Regions from separate parts of the Homo sapiens genome. Here region 1 is linked to region 2. Evidence: read pairs that join two places in POLR2A ChIA-PET (ENCODE). Cell type or tissue: endothelial cell of umbilical vein. All regions are shown on one strand.

Region 1 (5,000 bases), 1.2 Mb before region 2:
AGACCTTAAAGTAACATAATAAAAAATAATTTTTAAAAAGCTATGGCAATCATTAAGCTTATAGCTCTCTGGTAGGTGTTTTCTCTCTAGTAGATGTCCTTTGCCCAACCTCATGGAGTCTCGCTCTACACCCGCAGAGGTTGGTATTCAGCTGATCTCTTTCAAGATTTCTGGAGCTCTTTCTTGCTGTTGCTTCCACCTTTCTCTATTCTACAAATTCTAGCCATGTCAGTCACCCTAAGGTCCAATTTATTTTCTCATCTTACCAAGATTACTGTGTTCTGATTGTTTCCCTGATTCTTGAAATGGAGTCTAGTAAATCGCTCCAGGGAGAAAGCCAGATATTGTAGAGCTCACTTCATTTGGTCCTCTCTGTTGGGAAACAGTTCTGCATTTTCAGCTTTCCAATATCTGGAAAAGTTTATTTACCTTGTCCACTTCTCTGGTCTTTCTTGTGGTAGAAGGGCTAGTCCAGTCCAGTTAACTGTCACAGCATGAAACAGAAGTCTCTCCACTCTGTTGTGTTTTTCATGGAACTTAAGTCTGGCTGAGAGTTATATATATCTGTAAAAAGAGGCTACAATAACTCCCTTCATTGTGTCTACAACCCTTGAAATGTGACTTTACAACTTCTCTCCTCACGAGCTAGCATCTACTCACAGTCTCCTTTACTTGGGGCTGGCCTGGTGGTGAAATGACTTTCCTGGCTGACCCCAGGGCTGAAGAGACTGTGTGTGCTTCTGCGTGCTCTTCTGGGACCCTCCTGCCACCATTTAAACAAGTCCACCTTACTCTGCTGCAGGATAAGAAACATGTGGCTTCATCATTGCCATCACATTGCCCTAGCTGATAGCTGGCCAGCCTCCAGAGCTGTGCATAAGGACTTGAGATGAGTTGGATCCAAGCAAATTTGGAAGTTGAATGCACTTGCATGAGTGAGCCCAGACAAGAACTGCCTGAGCCAGCCTAAATTTCCAACCTGAGATTTGTGAGTTAAATAAATGGTTACTGTTTTAAGCCACTCAGGTTTGAGGTGCATTTTCACACAGCAATAGTTAACTAATACACTACACTCCCTGAGGGCAAGAGCAGTATCTGTCTTGTTCAATTCTGAGTCCACAGTATTAAGAACAGTGCCTGCAACATGGTAGTGTTTAATAGTGAATTAATGAACAAAATCAGTGGATTCATTGTGGGTTGGTGTTAGGTGGGACCTATCACCAGAAGTCAGATCTCCGCCACTACCCCTCTGTCCTTGTCATCTCACCCCATGACCTATTTCACAGCCCTCATGCTAACTTCTATTACAATCCTTCAGAAATGCAGTGGAGGAGCACAGGCTCCTGTCTTACCTCACTCTTTCAGTCCCAGCTGGCTTTCTGGAGTGGTGCCACCTAGCCCATTTCCCCACGCTTGTTTCTCAACAACAGGCTGATGCCCTGGATGAAGATTTTGTACTTTCTGGGTCACACAGTTTTTGTGTATTCACCATGAGCTATTTGTTCTGCTCTGGAAAGCTAAGAACCTTTTCTTCTTTTGAAACAGACAAGGAATTAAGCTAAGCAAGAAGAAAGGGTCAAATGCAAAGGGTCACTTTCAGAGACTGGCTCTGTCATTGATGGTGTTGGTTATAACAATTAGGGTCAGAACAGAGGCTTCTCTTTGCCAAAATAATCTGAAGTCCAAAGACATCACAGGGCTCTGATGCACACAAAACAACATTAAAAGACTCAGCGGGGTAGCACTGGGAGTCAGATGAACTAGAGGTCGGATCTTTGTAGCTAAGCTGGCCTGAATTCCATTCCTGGTTTTTACCATTTATTACCTTTTGCTTGTGAATTAAACAGGTTACTTTACTTTCCTGAAATCATTTCCTAATCTGAAAAATAGAATAACACCTGCTGAGGTGGAATATATAACTGGTCAAAAGTCCACTGTCCCCCTCTGAGGTGCCTCTCCTTGTGGTGCTCCTTCCTGTGGGATGATTATGTATAACCACCTTCATGAATTCAGGAATGGCCGTGTGATTGGCTTTGATCAATAAAATGAGAGCAAAAGTTCCACGAGCCACTTCTAAGTGCTTGAAAGCTGGCTAGTATTGCAACATGTTTCCTCTCTGCCATGAGACCACCAGTGTTCTAGATAAGAGTCTGTCCAGTGTGACAAAGACAGGAAGCAGAGTCACAGCTTATTCAAGATGAACGTATGATGTCAGAAATAAACCTATTTTGTTATAAACTAAACTAAAATTTCAAAATTACTACAGCATAACTTACCCTATGCTGTCAGATACACCTGCATTGTATTTCTTGTGAAAACATGAGATCAAAGTGACATGATAATCATCAATTACAGTAGTAATGCTGTATGGTTATTTCAGAGAAGCATCCAGTTATGCTATTATACAATTTGGAGAACTTATTTCTAGACCTTTTTTTTCCCCAGGCAATTTGATCTTTTCCTCACTGTGTCCACAAAACAAGATATTCTCCCTGCTGACTACAGGATAAATTACAGATTCTTCAGTATGGCTGCTATGTTGTAAAACCCCAGGCTGCCATTCACTTGTAGTCTAGGTGAATGGTGCCCTCTGGCGTTGGATCACGTAGAGTAAGTTTGTCCACAAGCGGCCCAGGATGGCTTTGAATGCGGCCCAACACAAATTAGACAACTTTCTTGAAACATGAGATTCTTTCTTTCTTTCTTTCTTTTTTTTTTTTTTTTTTTTTTTTTTTAGCTCATCAGCTATCGTTGTTAGTATTAGTGTATTTTATGTGTGGCCAAAGACAATTTTTCTTCTTCCAACATGGCCTGGGGAAGTCAAAAGATTGAAAAGATTGGACACCCCTGATGTAGGGCCTGCATAGCCATATGTAAGGGCATGCTCCTTAGGTGGACATATGGTAATTTTTATGATGTGAAATCTATTCACCTTTTGAATTACATCTCTTAGTACTTCTCCTGCCAAAGTACTGAACTATTACTTCCCTAAATAGGCCAGATCCTTCATCATGTCTTTACAGAAGCTAGTTTTTCTGCAAGAAATGTTTAATTATACCTGGCAGACTCCTATTCATCCTGTAAAGGCCAGCCTAAACGTTAGCTCTCCAGTGACATTTTTCTTGACTCTTGGTTAGTTGCTCCTTCCTCCATTCCCTGAGAATTTAATTTAAAAGGTTTTATTTCCTATTTCCATATAATCTCCCAATTAAAATGAGCTTTTCAGAGGTGACTGTGTCTTGTTCACACACATTCAGTACCTGTTTCATGCATAGCAGATGCTCAGGAAATGTTTGTTGGACACACAGTGGAGGTGAGGGGTAGGGGAGAGCAAGCAGCCAAGTGACATTAATGCTGCAGTGTGCCATAAATTTTCCGTAGCCATGCAGCAAGCCATGAACCTCTATATTTCTTAATTTCACATTCTGGAAAAGGTGGGCTTTAAATACTGGTTACTGAGGTCACTCCTACTTTCAAAAATCTGACTTGTGGCGAGAACTTCTGAAATGGTAACTTAAGGAGCTCCAAAAATCCATTCCATAAAAGCACTGAGAACGTGAGCAAAAATAATCAAAATCAACATTTTCAGAATGCTGAAAATTAAAGTCTCAAAACAACCTGAGCATTTGTTTAAAAAAAGAAGAGCTGCTCTCAGTAAAAACAGGGAGCTCTGTTTTAACTTGCCCTATGCCGGTTCTCCTCTCCCCAGCTCTCAAGTATCCTTAAAAGCAACAGTCTCACAATTATGGTAGCTGTGAATACCCGTGATCAAGCAGCCACTGGAGGGAGCAGAATGGGTTTGGAGCACCCCAAAGGCCCCATTCCCAGAAAGTTGTCATTATATGACCTCTCTGGCAGTTCCCTGAAAAGCCCCATTCTCAGAACTTGTCTTTGTTTTACCTTACTAAACGCTGATTCTGTGCAAACCACACTACAGGACATTTGTTAAAAAAAAAAAATCAGTGACAATTGTGCAACATTACAGTAACCCAAGGTAGCAATACAAGTTGGAATTAAAACAGAGGATTAAAAGGATAAACTGGAAATAGAGATGCCCACCGGGGCTTCTAACACTCTAACATATGCCTAGGAATCTAGAAGACCATGCACATGTGAGGGCTACATGCATACCCAGGCAAAGACCTGGAAAGACTCGAATCTCTCATCTCTGGCTGACTGTGAGGGTCTGTGTAAGCAAGAAACTAAGGTTACAATAGAACTGTAAACTACCTGCTGGAGTGTTGAAGGTATAATGCAAAACACACGCAGAGCCCTTTGGGAAAGGCTGAGAGACTTATTTCAAAACATTCAAGGAAATCGCTGTCCAAAATTAGCTGGATACTTTGCTTAAAAAGCACAGAATTCAGTGGCTGCACATGATGAAGAATGGAATTTTTACAGAATTAGTTCAAGTCTCTAAACAAAAGGCAATAACAGTAACAATAATACACTGTGGGGCGGGGTCTGATTTCCAGAGTTTCCACATATTACTTATAATGCCAAATTTCCAATAAAAAATTATGAATCATGTGAAGAAACAGAAAACAATGGCTCATAGACAGGATAAAAAGAAGTTACTGGAAACAGTCCCTGAAGAAGCCCAGGCATTGGATTTACTAGACAAAAGCTTTAAGTATGTTCTATGAGCCTAAGAATTAATTATTGGATAAAGAATTAAGTTAAATATGAAAATGATTTTCCACTGAACAGAAAATCACAATAAGGAGTCAGAAATAGAAAACAGCAACTAACTAGAAATTCTAGATTTGAAAAGTACAATAACTGAAACAAAAAATTCACTAGAGGAACTCAGCAGCACATTTGAGCTGGCAGAGGAAGAACCAATACACTTGAAGATAAATCAATGAGATGATCTATTCTGAGGAGCAGAATCAAGAGAGAATGAAGAAAAATGGGCAGAGCCTTGGAGACATGTGGGACACCAAGTAAAAACGGGTGCATAATGAGAGTACCAGAGAAAAGGATAGAAAGAGGAAGAA
Region 2 (5,000 bases):
AAGGGGAGAAGGGAACTAAGTATTTGCTTAGTTCCCTTACTACCTGCTGGATTCTGTGCTGTGTAAGTTACATTCATTAACTAATATGATTTTCACTTATATACTCATTTTCTTAATTATTACAGAAGTGGTGAAAATACAGCATCAGTTTTACAAAAAGATCACTATCTTGATTCATCTTGGAGAACAGAGAATGGCCTTATTGTAAGTATTTTATAAAAATATCAGGTGCATTAAGCTGTTATTTATTGCCTAGAGTGCTTCTTCTTTTTTTTTTTTTAAACTTAGTGCTAGTTCTCAACTATCACAGATATAATATTTTTCTTTTTTAGAAATTTAGAATTTTTTTTTACTTTAAAAATAGAAACCTCTTTCTTTTGACATTGAAAAATGGCCTGTTGAGAAACAGGTTTGGAGCCAGCTAGATTTAGGTACAGGTCTTTGCTCTACCACTTCTCAAATTTGTGAACTTCAGTTTCTTTACACCTAAAAAAGTGGTAGGTGGGCAAGGTGGCTCCTGCCTATAATCCCAGTGCTTTGAGAAGCCAAGGCAGGAGAATTCCTTGAGCCCAGGAGTTTGAGATTGCAGTGAGCTCTGATTGTGCCACTGCTCTCCAACCTGGGCAACAGAATGAGACCCGGTCTCAAAGAGAAAAAAAAAATGGGATTGTCACAGGGCTTATTTCTTCATGTAGTAGTTACTTTTTTTTTTTTTGAGATGCAGTCTCTTTGTCGCCAGGCTGAACTGCAGTTTCGTGATCTCGGCTCACTGCAACCTCTGCCTCCCACATTCAAGTGATTCTCCTGCCTCAGTCTCCCGAGTAGCTGGGACTACAGGCGTGTGCCACCCCGCCCAGCTAATTTTTGTATTTTTCATAGAGGCGGGGTTTCACCATGTTGGCCAAGCTGACCTTGATCTCTTGACCTCGTGATCCGCCCGCCTCAGCCTCCCAAAGTGGTGGGATTACAGGCGTGAGCCACCGCGCCCGGCCATGTAGTAGTTACTTATTGAGTACTTACTCGGTGCCAGTCAGTAGGTCAGGCTTGGAGAATACGACTACAATGAAGACAGACGTGTTCCTGCTCTCAAGAAGTTTATTTTCTAAGAGGGAGTTAAGTAATAAACAGGTAGACAAACTAATAATAGATTTTGAAGGAAATAAGCAAGATGCTGAATGAGAGTACCAGAGTGGGAAACCTAGTTTAGATTAAATTGTCAGTGAGGGAATCTCAGAGGAGGTGAGATTTAAGTTGAAAATGATGGGAAAAAGGGTAGATATGTGAACAGTTAAAATAAAATTATAGGCAGAAGGAACAGCAACTACAGAAGCTCTGGTTGAAGGCCAGTGTCTAGAATATGGTGGGAAAGGAAGGAGTGGCAGCATGTGGCAAGGTTGGAGAGGCAGGCTAGAGTTCTGTCATGCAGGACTTATGAGTCGGATTATGCTAAAGGGTTTACATTTTGTTTTAAAGGAACTGGGACATCATTGAAACATTTCATATAGATTTAATAGAGATTAGCAAATTTATTTTTATAAAATTAATTTTGGGTACTGTGGTAAAGATTGGAGGGAAGTAAGAGTGGAGTTAAAGGGACCAGTTAGGAAACATTCACGGTAATGGAAGCAAGATTTGATGATTGGGACTTGGCCTGAGGTAGTAGCAGAAGAGATAGAGTAGATAGATTTGAATTATATTTTGGAGGTAGAACTGGTTGATAGATTGGATATGGGCATCAAAGGAAAAGGAAAGAATCCACAATGATTCCTGAATTTCTACATGGAATAACTTAGTGAGTAATAGTGCCTTTCGTAGAGTTGGGAATGCAGAGGGAGAAGCAGGTGGAGATAAGTGATGGTGAGTTCTGTTTTAGATATGTTAAGTTCTAGAAGCCAATTAGATATCCAAGTAGAAATCTCGGATGGGCTGTTGGGTATTATGGCCTAGAGCTTGAAGAAGAGATATGAGCTGAAAATACTTAACTTGGAGCGTTGAAAATGAGTAGGATCATGGAGATTGTAACTGAGGAAAAAGGAGAGTTAGTGGTGAGTTTTGGAAAGAGGTTAAGTGTCTGACAGAGTGTCTGATGCCTAACAAATGATTCCTTTTTTGAATGGCGATTATTACCTCATCCTGGGCAGGAGCATGAGCCTGGGAATCCAACAGACTCAGGTGTAAAGTCTCTGCTCTTCCACTTAAAATGCTAGTAGTGCTGTGGTTGCTTCTGTAAAGTATTAATGCCTATCTCAATGTTACTGTGGTAATCAAAAATATGTCTGTGTGCTCAGTAAATGGTGACTGTCATTTATAATCATTATAACATGTATTTTTCTTTACCAAAACAGAAGATAATTTCAAAAAGCAATAAATAAAAAGACAAATATATTCTCTTTTTTAATAGCCTTGGACCTTGGATAACACCATCAGTGAAGAGAACAGAGCTGTTATTGAGAAAATGTTGTTGGAAGAAGAGTATCCTTTAATGATTATGAGGAAAGTACAGGTTTCAGGGTGAAAAAAATCTATAAATGCAAAATTTACAAGAGGCCACTGTTTACTAGATGGATTTTATACAGCACCAGACTGCTATTATATAATTTCATGTTACCTATGTATGCAAAAAGCAGCATTTTCTTCCTCAGGTTCTGTTTTACTGTAACATCTGAGATCTGATTGCATATTTTGAGTTTCTGTCACTAGCCAACTGTTTATGATATCTGAATATTGAGTAGAAATGATAGAATATTTAAGTCATTTTGAACCTTAAGTCCAAGCTTGCATTTTTAAGTTATATAAGCTGAAACCCAGAGATGTTAATTTTCCAAGGGCACAGAGTTGGAACATGTAAAAGTTCTTCTCACTTCATAATTTACAGGTGTTACGTGGGAGGAATCTAAATAAAAAGCACAAAACAAATACTATAGAATGAAGATGTTTTCCCTACATTTGTGGATCCTTATTTATAGCTCAGTTTTCGTACATGTAAAAGGAGAGGATTGAATGAAATGATTTCTGATTTTATGATTTATAAAGATAGCTAGTCATAGTCTAATAAGTAGTGGTTTATTAATCTCCTTCATCTTCATTTTATGGATTTCTCCTTACTAAGCCAGAATTTCTCTGTTCCCACTATTTCCACTTATTGCCATGTTGATTTTAGAGTGTCTCTGTACCTTTAATTATCATAGGTTAACCCCATTTAGGCTTTCTTATTCTCTAATTCTCCCCAGACATTGCAGTTATAGCCTAGATTATTGCTATTCAGAGAAAGTCACATATAATTTAAAATTTTCCGATATCCTCATTTAACACAAAGGAAATTAATTTTAACTATATATTATATAACCTAAAATATTTAAAATATTCTCATTTTAACATTTAATCAAGATAAAAACATTAATGAGATAATTTTACATTTTTGTACTAAGTCTTTGAAATCCACTGTGTTTTGTTTTGTTTGTTTTTTGAGACGGAATCTCGCCTTGTCACCCAGGCTGGAGTGCAATGGTGCGATCTTGGCTCACTGCAACCTCTGCCTCCCTGGTTCAAGCGATTCTCCTGCCTCAGCCTCCTGAGTAGCTGGGATTATGGGCGCACACCACCACACCTGGCTGATTTTTTGTATCTTTAGTAGAGATGGGGTTTCACCATGTTGGCCAGGCTGGTCTTGAACTCCTGACCTCGGGATCTACCTGCTTCGGCCTCCCAAAGTGCTGGGATTACAGGTGTGAGCCACTGCGCCCGGCCAAAATCCACTGTGTTTTATACTTAGAGTACATCCTAGTTCATGCAAATAGTGTTTCCACTGGTCAGAAACCAGCGATGCACATGTGGTTGGTGGCCACTGTCTAGATAAAACACTTAAGTAGTCAGTGGTTCACTTCTAGATATGGAAACAAATAATGAGAGTATCTTTGTTCTCAGCATCTATACCTAGCATAGTACCTGACATATGCAGTAGATAGCCAATAAATACTTGTTAAGTGAAGAATATCTCAGGCTAATCTTAAAGTACTTCATCAGGCTAGTTTTTTGTTTTTGTTTTTTTTTTTTGAGACGGAGTCTCGCTCTGTCGCCCAGGCTGGAGTGCAGTGGCTCAAACTTGGCTCACTGCAAGCTCCGCCTTCCAGGTTCACTCCATTCTCCTGCCTCAGCCTTCTGAGTAGCTGGGACTACAGGCGCCCGCCACCACGCCTGGCTAATTTTTTCTGTTTTTTAGTAGAGATGGGGTTTCACCGTGTTAGCCAGGATGGTCTCGATCTCCTAACCTTGTGATCCGCCTGCCTCGGCCTTCCAAAGTGCTGGGATTACAGGTGTGAGCCACCGCGCCTGGCCTCATCAGGCTAGTTCTAATAACTTTAAGAGGGAAGTTCTCTGGTAGATTTGATCTAAATGTTTGCAATTTTTATTAAGGTAGAGAAGATCCTTGGATTCTTCTCTGTTGGCTTTAGAAATGTGGAAAATTATTCCCGAATTGCCTTGGACAACCAACCAAGTTTACCTATTACATTCTCCATATGTTTTGGAAGAAAATATTTAAACCAGGGTGTCCAGTCTTTTGGCTTCCCTGGGCCACACTGGAAGAAGAATTTTCTTGGGCCCCACATAAAATACACTAATGATAGCTGATGAGCCAAAAAAAAAAAAAAAAATCACAAAATAATCTCATGGTGTTTTAAGAAAGTTTACGAATTTGTGTTGGGCCACATTTGAAGCCGTCCTGGGCCACATGTAGCCTGCAGGCAGAGGATTGGACAAGCTTGATTTAAACATGGAGGCTGTTTCTTGTAGTCACTTCTAATTGGGAAGACAAGGGAACTATTAATAACATTTATGTAGCACACGTTTTGTATAAGTAATGTAAAAATTACATGACTGTAATATTGTTTAAAAAGTTTCCTTGATAGTTACACAGATATTATTTATCTAAAAAATCACAACCGGAAAAAGTCTGGCTTGATCAAAAGGAAGATGATAAAAAATACATGAAGAGGTAAAAT

The links. ChIA-PET counts read pairs that join two places held together with the same protein. Peaks named below come from ENCODE experiments on the same cell type or tissue, not always from the same donor. Only the 100,000 strongest peaks of a DNase experiment are listed, where the experiment ranks them.
Region 1: POLR2A ChIA-PET joins it to region 2 with 8 read pairs; 2 of 35 experiments call an interaction of 5 or more read pairs at or near these places.

Annotation. Positions count from the first base shown.
Region 1 is chr1:59,877,338-59,882,337 of GRCh38, reverse strand. No RefSeq gene overlaps it. Among named protein-coding and RNA genes, the nearest start is that of CYP2J2, 47 kb to the left of the region's middle. In endothelial cell of umbilical vein, a CTCF peak has its summit at 2,604 (motif pointing left); DNase peaks (open chromatin) are centred at 2,157 and 2,557; H3K27ac peaks cover 601 bases.
Region 2 is chr1:58,690,333-58,695,332 of GRCh38, reverse strand. It overlaps MYSM1 (Myb like, SWIRM and MPN domains 1), which reads left to right. Exons shown (of 20, transcript NM_001085487.3): 2 at 126-204; 3 at 2,402-2,472; 4 at 4,916-4,993. Among named protein-coding and RNA genes, the nearest start is that of MYSM1, 7.2 kb to the left of the region's middle. In endothelial cell of umbilical vein, no CTCF peak of the experiment used is centred here; no DNase peak of the experiment used is centred here.